2 separate regions of the Homo sapiens genome follow, and region 2 is linked to region 1. A link is an interaction called in ENCODE POLR2A ChIA-PET data of the cell type or tissue named here. Cell type or tissue: A673. All regions are shown on one strand. Links, peaks and the distances in the headings refer to the core of each region. The heading gives the core; the rest is flanking DNA.

Region 1 (4,406 bases), core at 74-4,073:
GAAAGATGGCTAATTTAAAACCTCTAAGTCATCTTTGGTGTAGTTACTTATTAGTAGCCTACTTCGTTTTCTCAATTATAATATTGGTGTTTTAGACTAGAGAAGTTTTGATGTACATTTCAGTCCTTAAACCAGTATTATGTTTTTGAGATATTACTGGGGACCCAGCTAGAGTTGAGTTGTAGGATGGTTTCTGTGAAACTATGTGTTCATAATTCAAAACAAATTTATTACCTGGCATTTTTGCACTGAATGTGTTTAAAGAGTTAATTGATCAGTGTTAGCCTTCTGAAAGATGTCATCGTTTTTTATTTTTTCTTTTCGAAAAAGAGTCTTGCTCTGTTGCCCAGACTGGAGTGCAGTGGCATGATTTCAACTCACTGCAACCTCCGCCTCCTGGGTTCAAGCGCTTCTCGTGCCTCAGCCTCCTGAGTAGCTGTGATTACAGGCGTGTGCCACCATGCCCAGCTAATTTTTGTATTTTTAGTAGAGACAGGGTTTCACCCTGTTGGGCAGGCTGGTCTCAAATTCCTGGACTCAAGTGATCCGCCTGCCTCAGCCTCCCAAAATGTTGGGATTACAGGCGTGAGCCACTGTGCCCCGCCAGATGTCATCATTTCAGAGTATCCTGGCACCTCAAAACCTACATTTAAAAACATTTTAAAAACTGGCACCCCATTAAAAGTATATCTTGCATTTTTGCATACTAATAGACCAATAGGCAAATCCAGCATTGTAAACAAAGCATGCATGCTTTCATTTGCCTTTTATAGCCAAATATCTCTGTTGACCTATAAGGTCCCATTGGAGTAAGGAAAATGTTCTAATAACATATTTCAAAGGTTCACTTAGAAAGATGTGTTGTCAAACACCTCCATTCACTGGAAAAAAAAGGAAAAAAGCAGCTTATGATGTGTCTTTCAGAAAGCCAGCTTACATTTACCTTGTATTGGTGGATTTCTCTTTTTGCTTAATAGCACCCAGTAATGCAAGGTTTACTTTTAATGGGGTGCTAGTTTTTAATTTGTTTTTAATGTAGTTTTGAGGAGCCAGCATACTCCAAAAAGATGAGATCCTTCAGAAGGGTGAATACCACACCATGGTAGATGATTACTATAGTGTGCCCCAAGTTTATGTTTATCAATGTCTCACTAAAATTTCTGACATTACAGGTTAATTTTTTCAAGGAGTTTTGTGCATTTTCTCAGACATTACAACCTCAAAACAGGGATGCATTTTTCAAAACATTGGCAAAATTGGGAATTCTTCCTGCTCTTGAAATTGTAATGGTAATTATGCCGTTTCTTTTCATGTTTTTGAAATTGTAAATTTGTAATACACTTATGTTATGGATGGGAAAATATATAATAATGTATATTCAATTCTATAGTTTAGCTATCTTAATTGAATTACAAGAATATCTTCAGTTTCAGATTTTTATTTAATTTTTAATATCAGTATGTAATCACTTGCATATAGTGTGCTTTCAAGTGAATAAAAAAACCCCACGTTTTTGCAAGACTGTTATATTTTCTGTAACAATATTAAGTGTGTTTCATAGAAGCCAGTAAAATATCTTTTGTTTTTAGATCAGTGAGTGGAACAAGGGGATTCATGCTGCAACACAGGGTTAGGGCATGGTTCTTAGAGTTTTGTTTATATGAGTTTTATCTATTGGTATTTACTTTATGGAAAATTAAAACAAATTTTTAAAGCATTCATTTAAAAATGATAACCCATTATATGTTAACATAAATAATAGAACTTTTTTCACCACATTTTCTTGAGATTGAAATCAATATAACTTTTATGAAAAATAATTTTTTCAAAACAAAAAATTTAGTGAAAAGAGTACCGTTTTTTACTTTTTTTTTCCTGCTAATCCCTTTAGTACCTTGCTTTATAGAAGGTGTTTAGATTCACAAAGCAGCTTCTACATTTAATTTGTGGTGATATCATGTCACACAGCCTCTGGAAAACCCCACTGTACTTGTGATTGAATGAGAGTGAAAATGACAAAGGCTCAGTGTTATTTATTATTATGAAATAGTCTTAATCTTGTATACTTCCTGAAAAGGATGTTAGACCCCTCTCACCAGGATTACCTGGACCACACTTTGAGAACTGCTGGGTTGGGGAGTGTTTTCAGAATCACCTCAAGGTTTTGTAACTTATAAGTCATGTACTCTTCATGTGTTGGAGGGGAAAAGTATCTAGGATTACCATCTTAGAAAACTAAGTTGCAGAAAAGGGTAGAAATGCCCAAAAAGAGTTTTCAAAAGCATGCTCTATTAGGTGAGTCACAGGAAATAGAAACAGTTACTAAGGAGTAACTCTTGCAAAATCAGGACAAAAGGCAGATTCTGGAAGACTTTGAAGTCTTAGCTAGGAGACGTTATTCAAATTTTTACATATATTTAAATAAATCCCCTTCCCATATTTTTTACAGCATTTGTAAGGTATTGCCTTATAATCCTGTGCCAATTCTTATATTTAAATTCTCTGTATATTTATTTGCAGTGGTAAAAATCAGCAGAAACTAATCATTGAATTGCCTGAAAGTTTTAATATTTGTAAAAAGAAAGGAAGAACATACTGGCAAGGTTATACACATTGATTGCAGTAAAACATCTTAATCCAAAAAGTTGAGAGCTAGTGTATGGATTTGGAAAAGAAAAAAGAAATGTGAGAATAACTTTTGTTAACAGTCTCTAAGTAACCTAATTTTCCTTTTATCAGGGCATGGATGATTTGCAAGTCAGATCAGCTGCTACAGATATATTTTCTTATCTAGTAGAATTTAGTCCATCTATGGTCCGAGAGTTTGTAATGCAAGAAGCTCAGCAGAGTGATGACGTAAGTAATAATGCTGTGGTTCTATGTGAATTACCTGTAGAGTGAGTAGTGTTTGCAAACTATTGAGAGAAAAAACATAACATAATCTTAATCTTTCTTGGGAGCAAAATAATAGATTTCTGACTTGTTGTGACTTTGGCCAAATTAGAATATGTGGCGACTGATTTTGTTTATTGTTAGAAAAAAAGAAACCCAGATATTCAAACCAATATTGAGATAAATAGATTATAATAGAATCAGATTTGTAAATATTGGTCTTAAATTTCAAGTGTTAATGAAATGTAATTTCAAGCCTTAGGAGATCTACAGGTCAGGTACTTACCTAGGATAACTAAAAAGTTGCTTTTATTTGTTCAAAAAATATGTTTTAAGTAGGAATGAAAGTTTAATAATGACTGGGTGAGATTGGAGACTATTTTTCTAAGTGCAGTAACTCAGGAATAGAAAACCAAACATCGTATGTTCTCAACTCATAAGTGAGAGCTAAGCTATGAGGATGCAAAGGCATAAGAATGACACAATGGACTTTGGGGACTTGGGGAAAGGGTGGGAAGGGGGTGAAGGATAAAAAAACTACAAATAGGGTGCAGTGTATACTGCTTGGGTGATGGGTGCCCCAAAATCTCACAAATCACCAGCAAAGAACTTACTCATGTAACCAAACACCACCTGTTCCCCAACCACCTATGGAAATAAAAAACATTAAAAAAAAGACAGTTTAATAATGAGACCAATATTGTGTTTTCCCACTACTGATATATTTAAATTTTCCCCTTAAGCTATTTTAAGGACAAAATGAACAGAGAGCTATAATTAAAAGTACTCTTTTTTTATTATTAAAAATGCCTCAGTTTTAAGTAGGAGATAATTATAATTGTCTTCCTTTTTGTTTTTTGTTTTTTTTGAGACAGAGGTTCACTCTTGTTGCCCAGGCTGGAGTGCAATGGCGCATTCTCGGCTCACTGTAACCTCTGTGCGCCACCACGCCTGGCTAACTGTGTATTTTTGGTAGAGAAGAGGTTTCACCATGTTGTTCAGGGTGGTCTCAAACTCCTGACCTCAGGTGATCCACCCATCTCGGCCTCCTAAAGTGCTGGGATTAAAGGCATGAGCCACCATGTGCGATCCACTTGTTAAGGAAAGTTTTTGATTCTCAATTTTAATTTGATGCTTGCATCAGTTACCACTGAATGAAATTATAGTTGTTTTATGTGTTTTGCATTTAATCTTTTAATGTGTCCTTAGATTTATACTTTCTATGTTTGTTAGTTATTTTCAATGTTTTTTAAAGTGATTTTATTTTAGAATCAACTTGGGCTAATGCTGCAATGTCAAATGATGCTAATTCTGACTTTAAAGAGAAATGCCTACTTTATTAATCATTTTATAATCTCATTGGTTTATCTTAATGCCACCCTTTACAAAAGATAACTTTGAAATTAACACTCCCATTGCTCCATCTTCAGTGATGTGTGTGATTAAAGGCATTTATCATAAAATGACCATGAATCAATCTCAGACCATGATCTTAGTAAACTGTTAACTTTCAG
Region 2 (4,406 bases), core at 129-4,128, 180 kb after region 1:
ATAAAAGTTATTTTGTTGGGTCTTGACCCTTGAATCTTTTTAACATTCTGTGGGCAAAACGGGAACCATACATAATGTTCTTGCATAACAAAGTGCGATGATTATCTCAAGAAAAAGTACTCATGGTTTTTGAGTTCCAAGGTTGAAGTAGTCTCTGTTTTTTGGAACACCATTTTTACTTGAAAGAATGACAGACAAACTGGTTGTTAATACTTGAGTACTGGGCAGACAGTTCCTCAGAAATGAATAAAGTGAGCCTGTCACTTCAGGGAAAACAACTGATTGTATTTGTTGTCAATGATGAAATTTGATTTATAGAAAACATGGGCTTGACAGCTACTCAATATTTAAAGACTTTTCTGATGAGATTGGAGGTGATATTAATGAATGTGGTTTTTTTTTTTTAGACGGAGTCTTGCTCAGTTGCCCAGGCTGGAGTGCAGTGGCGTGATCTCGGCTCACTGCAAGCTCTGCCTCCTGGGTTCACGCCATTCTCCTGCCTCAGCCTCCCTAGTAACTGGGACTACAGGTGCCCACCACCACGCCTGGCTAATTTTTTGTATTTTTAGTAGAGATGGGGTTTCACCATATTAGCCAGGATGGTCTCGATCTCTTGACCTTGTGATCCGCCTGCCTTGGCCTCCCAAAGTGCTGGGATTACAGGCATGAGCCACCACGCCTGGCCGGTTTTTTTTTTTTTTTAAATAGTAATAAAATGTGCCGACATTTGGAAGATCTGTATAATTCAAAGAACCAATAATTTCTAAATGACCAATGCACGATGTTAAGAAGTTATGCATACATAGTTAAAAGATCCATTGAACGTGCCAGATAGACCAATGGATTTTAATGTAAAACAGAGAAAGAAAAGTTCATTGATAGAGTTTCAGATTCCATATTGCACTTAACCTTTAAGAAATAACCCTTACTGAATTTTGGTAATATCAAAGAAGAATATCAATAATTGTATGAATATGCCAATCAAATAATTTTCCTTTTTCTAATTACATACTTGTGTGCGGTCATATTTCTTATACTTAAAGCAAAACAATGTATCACAACCACCGAATGCAGAAGCAGGTTTAAGAAAACAGCTGTATTCTATTAAGCCAAACACTGAGATTTGCAAAGAAGTGAAAGAATGTTATTTCCCACTAAAATGTTAAGTTTTGAAAAGTTATAAAAATGTTCTTTATGTTAACAAACACTGTTACATTTAGGTGAATTAATATTTTTAAAAATTCTTTATTTTAAATTTTAATATAGTAAATATAGATAGTTATAACCCACATAAACAAAAGCTCTTTGGGAGTCTGCAATAATTTTAAAGAGTAAAAAGGGGTTCTGAGACCAAAAGTTAAAAAACTGCTAACTTAATATTTGAAGGGCTAAGTTGACTTATTCTAAAAGAAATAAAGGGTGGGTTCAGCCATTTTATTAAGTTTAGATGAAACCAAAGTAAAGTATATGTATAGTACTGGATTTTAATTATTTTTGTGTCCATTTGCAGTTTTTAAATTAAAGCATTACTTCTGTTTGTTAAATCAGTGAATATCATGCCCTACTGCTAGCTTAATCTTGGGCTAACTAGAAAATGTCATAGATTTTCCAACTTTCGAAAAGGTAACTTAATGTGTCCAAAATTATGAGAACAAAAACATGAAAGGCTGTGTCTGTAATCTCTGTATGGTAATTATATGTCATGTACCTCTCCAAGAATGACTGTTCAGTCAATGTGAAGTTCAAGATAGTTAATATATGTGAAAATATTCTGTAGATAGGTAAAAGCTTATATTAATATTAGATTTATTGTTGGCTGTCATGCAAAGTAATTGAATTTGAATTTATGGGGGGGAGAAATTAAGTTGAAGGAATATATATATATATATATATATATATATATATATATATATGTATACACACACACATACATACACACACATATGTATATATATATATATATATTTTTTTTTTTTTTGGAGACAGAGTCTTTCTCTGTCATCCAGGCTGGAATGCAGTGGTGAGATCATAGTTCACTGAAGCTTCTGACTCCTGGCCTCAAGTGATCCTCCTGTCTTAGCCTCCTGCGTAGCTAGGACTGCAGGCACACACCACTGTCCCCAGCTAATTAAAATTTTGTTTTTTTGTAGACAAGGAGTCTTGCTGTGTTGTACAGGCTGGTCTCAAACTCCTGGCCTGAAGCAATTCTCTGGCCTCAGCCTCCCAAAGTGCTGGGATTATGGGTATGAGCCACCTCCCCTAGCCAATACATTTTTTCCCTTAAAACCACTAATTTTCTATGTACCCTCAGACCAGTGCTGCAAAATAAAAAAGCCATTAATTTTCCTGAAATACCTTACTACTTGGATACTTGGATAACCCTTAATGGTGGTGCTGTTTACCCAGTTAATTATTTTTCATAAAGCAAACATTCTGGTTTATGCACATTTAAAGTTAGATACATAAATTAGTTATTTCAGATGTATCATAGTGACATGCAAATATTACATAGTTATGTTATTTTATAAATTATCTCAAAAATTTATTAAAAGACCACACTACAACCATAGTTTTAAGTTACAGTGCCATGATCAAAAACCACCATCAGTTAAGCACCAACACAGAACAGATGGTCCAAGAGGACATACAACAGGTTTACATTCTGGAGGAGAAGAGCATAGAGCCATTAAAGCTATCAGATTTCTGTTTCTTATATATATTAGTTAATGAATAAGTAAAGATATAATCCTTGATCATACAAGGACCAAATCTCAGAGTATTAGCGTTGCAAAATTGCTAACTTTAACTTCATCTTTTTTCCTGATTTACAAATTTTTATATACAGTGGTTGATAATACTACTGTCCGTTTATTATTTTAATTGAAATTAATGCAACTTGTCATAAGTAGATCATTTATAAATGTGAAATTGCTTGAGGCCCTCTTTTACTGCCATGTTGCATTTAACTCCTGGTTGGACAGATTTGAGCCATATTGCTAGGCTATTTGTCACTAAAGCATTTTTTTAGTTTTCATCTTATAAAGAAGATGGTTGACTTGAAATTGTGTTGCCTTGGAAATAGCTGTGTGTGATTGGAAAGGTACTTGCTCACGTTTGACATGTCACATGTATATTGTTCAGTAGCTCATCTTTTATTTTAGAAAACGGCCTTTCCAAAGATACATTCTTTAGAAAAAAATGGTATAGTATGCTTTCAAAAAGAGCCTGATAAAAACTTTATTAATTGTGATTATTCTGAATTAATTTTTGTTTTGCATTTTAAGTATTAAAATGAAAGGCAGAATATTTGGAATATTTAATAGACTACATTTTCTCTTTAGAGAATTCTGTGAGTCATACTTAATAGACTACATTTCTTTTTAGAGCATTCTGGAGTCATACCATACTGTTTGTTTAAATTACTGTATTGTGATTTTTATTATATTAAAAGTAATAGAATACAGGATTCAACCTGAGGAAGCTGATAAAAACACACACACACAGGAATGAGTGTTTTTTCTGTCTTTATATAGGATGCATTCTTTTTATAGAAGAAATTTTTAATACTGTTTTCTTTTCTTATGGTTTATGCTTAGTCTCACAAATGTCTTATGACTCTGAATTCCTGACATCGAATTCTATGCAGAGATAGCTTTATCAAATGTGCTTCAGCTAAGTAACAATCCAACACAATTATTAATATTTTTCCCTCAGGTAAATGAAATAGGTTTCATGAAACAATAAAAAGTCCTTAAAAAATGTTTTACGTGCTTAAAAAATTAATTAGTACCAAAAGGTTCACAGTGACAAACAAAAATTCTCTGCTGTATTTCTCCTCATATCTCAGTTCAGTTCTCTGGAGTGCCACTTTTTTTTTTTTTTTTTTGAGACAGAGTCTCATTCTGTCGCCCAGGCTGGAGTACAGTGGCGCAATCTCGGCTCACTGCAACCTCCGCCTCCCAGCTCAAGCAATTCTCTGCCTCAGCCTCCTGAATAACTGGGATTACAGGCACCCACCACCACGCCCAGCTAATTTTTTTTTTAATTTTTAGTAGAGACGGGGTTTCACCATCTTGGCCAGGCTGGTCTTGAACTCCTGACCTCATGATCCACCCGCCTTGACCTCCCAGGCATGAGCCTCTGTGCCTGGCCCAGAGTGACAGCTTTTTAAACTTTTTTAAAAGCAATTTCTTCTGTTATTTAGCCCATATATAGGGATAATGTGTCTATTCTGGTATTTCTTGATTTATTCCTTTTAGACATTGTCTATGACTTCCTGATAGTGGTAGATAAGATTTTATCTTTTTTATGCTCCTGTATTTCTTCTTACCCTATCTTTCTAATATAGTTAACACAGGTTTAGTTAAATCAGTCATCAGTATTTACATTATTATAACTATATAATA

Evidence for each region. Peaks named below come from ENCODE experiments on the same cell type or tissue, not always from the same donor. Only the 100,000 strongest peaks of a DNase experiment are listed, where the experiment ranks them.
Region 2: POLR2A ChIA-PET joins it to region 1 with 5 read pairs; 2 of 35 experiments call an interaction of 5 or more read pairs at or near these places.

The regions. Positions count from the first base shown.
Region 1 is chr2:55,583,501-55,587,906 of GRCh38, reverse strand. PPP4R3B (protein phosphatase 4 regulatory subunit 3B) reads left to right here. Exons shown (of 17, transcript NM_001122964.3): 6 at 1,173-1,289; 7 at 2,740-2,856. Among named protein-coding and RNA genes, the nearest start is that of PPP4R3B, 32 kb to the left of the region's middle. In A673, for the core only: no CTCF peak of the experiment used is centred there; a DNase peak (open chromatin) is centred at 2,306; H3K27ac peaks cover 1,606 bases.
Region 2 is chr2:55,399,007-55,403,412 of GRCh38, reverse strand. All of the region lies in intron 2 of CCDC88A (coiled-coil domain containing 88A), which reads left to right. Among named protein-coding and RNA genes, the nearest start is that of CCDC88A, 19 kb to the left of the region's middle. In A673, for the core only: no CTCF peak of the experiment used is centred there; no DNase peak of the experiment used is centred there.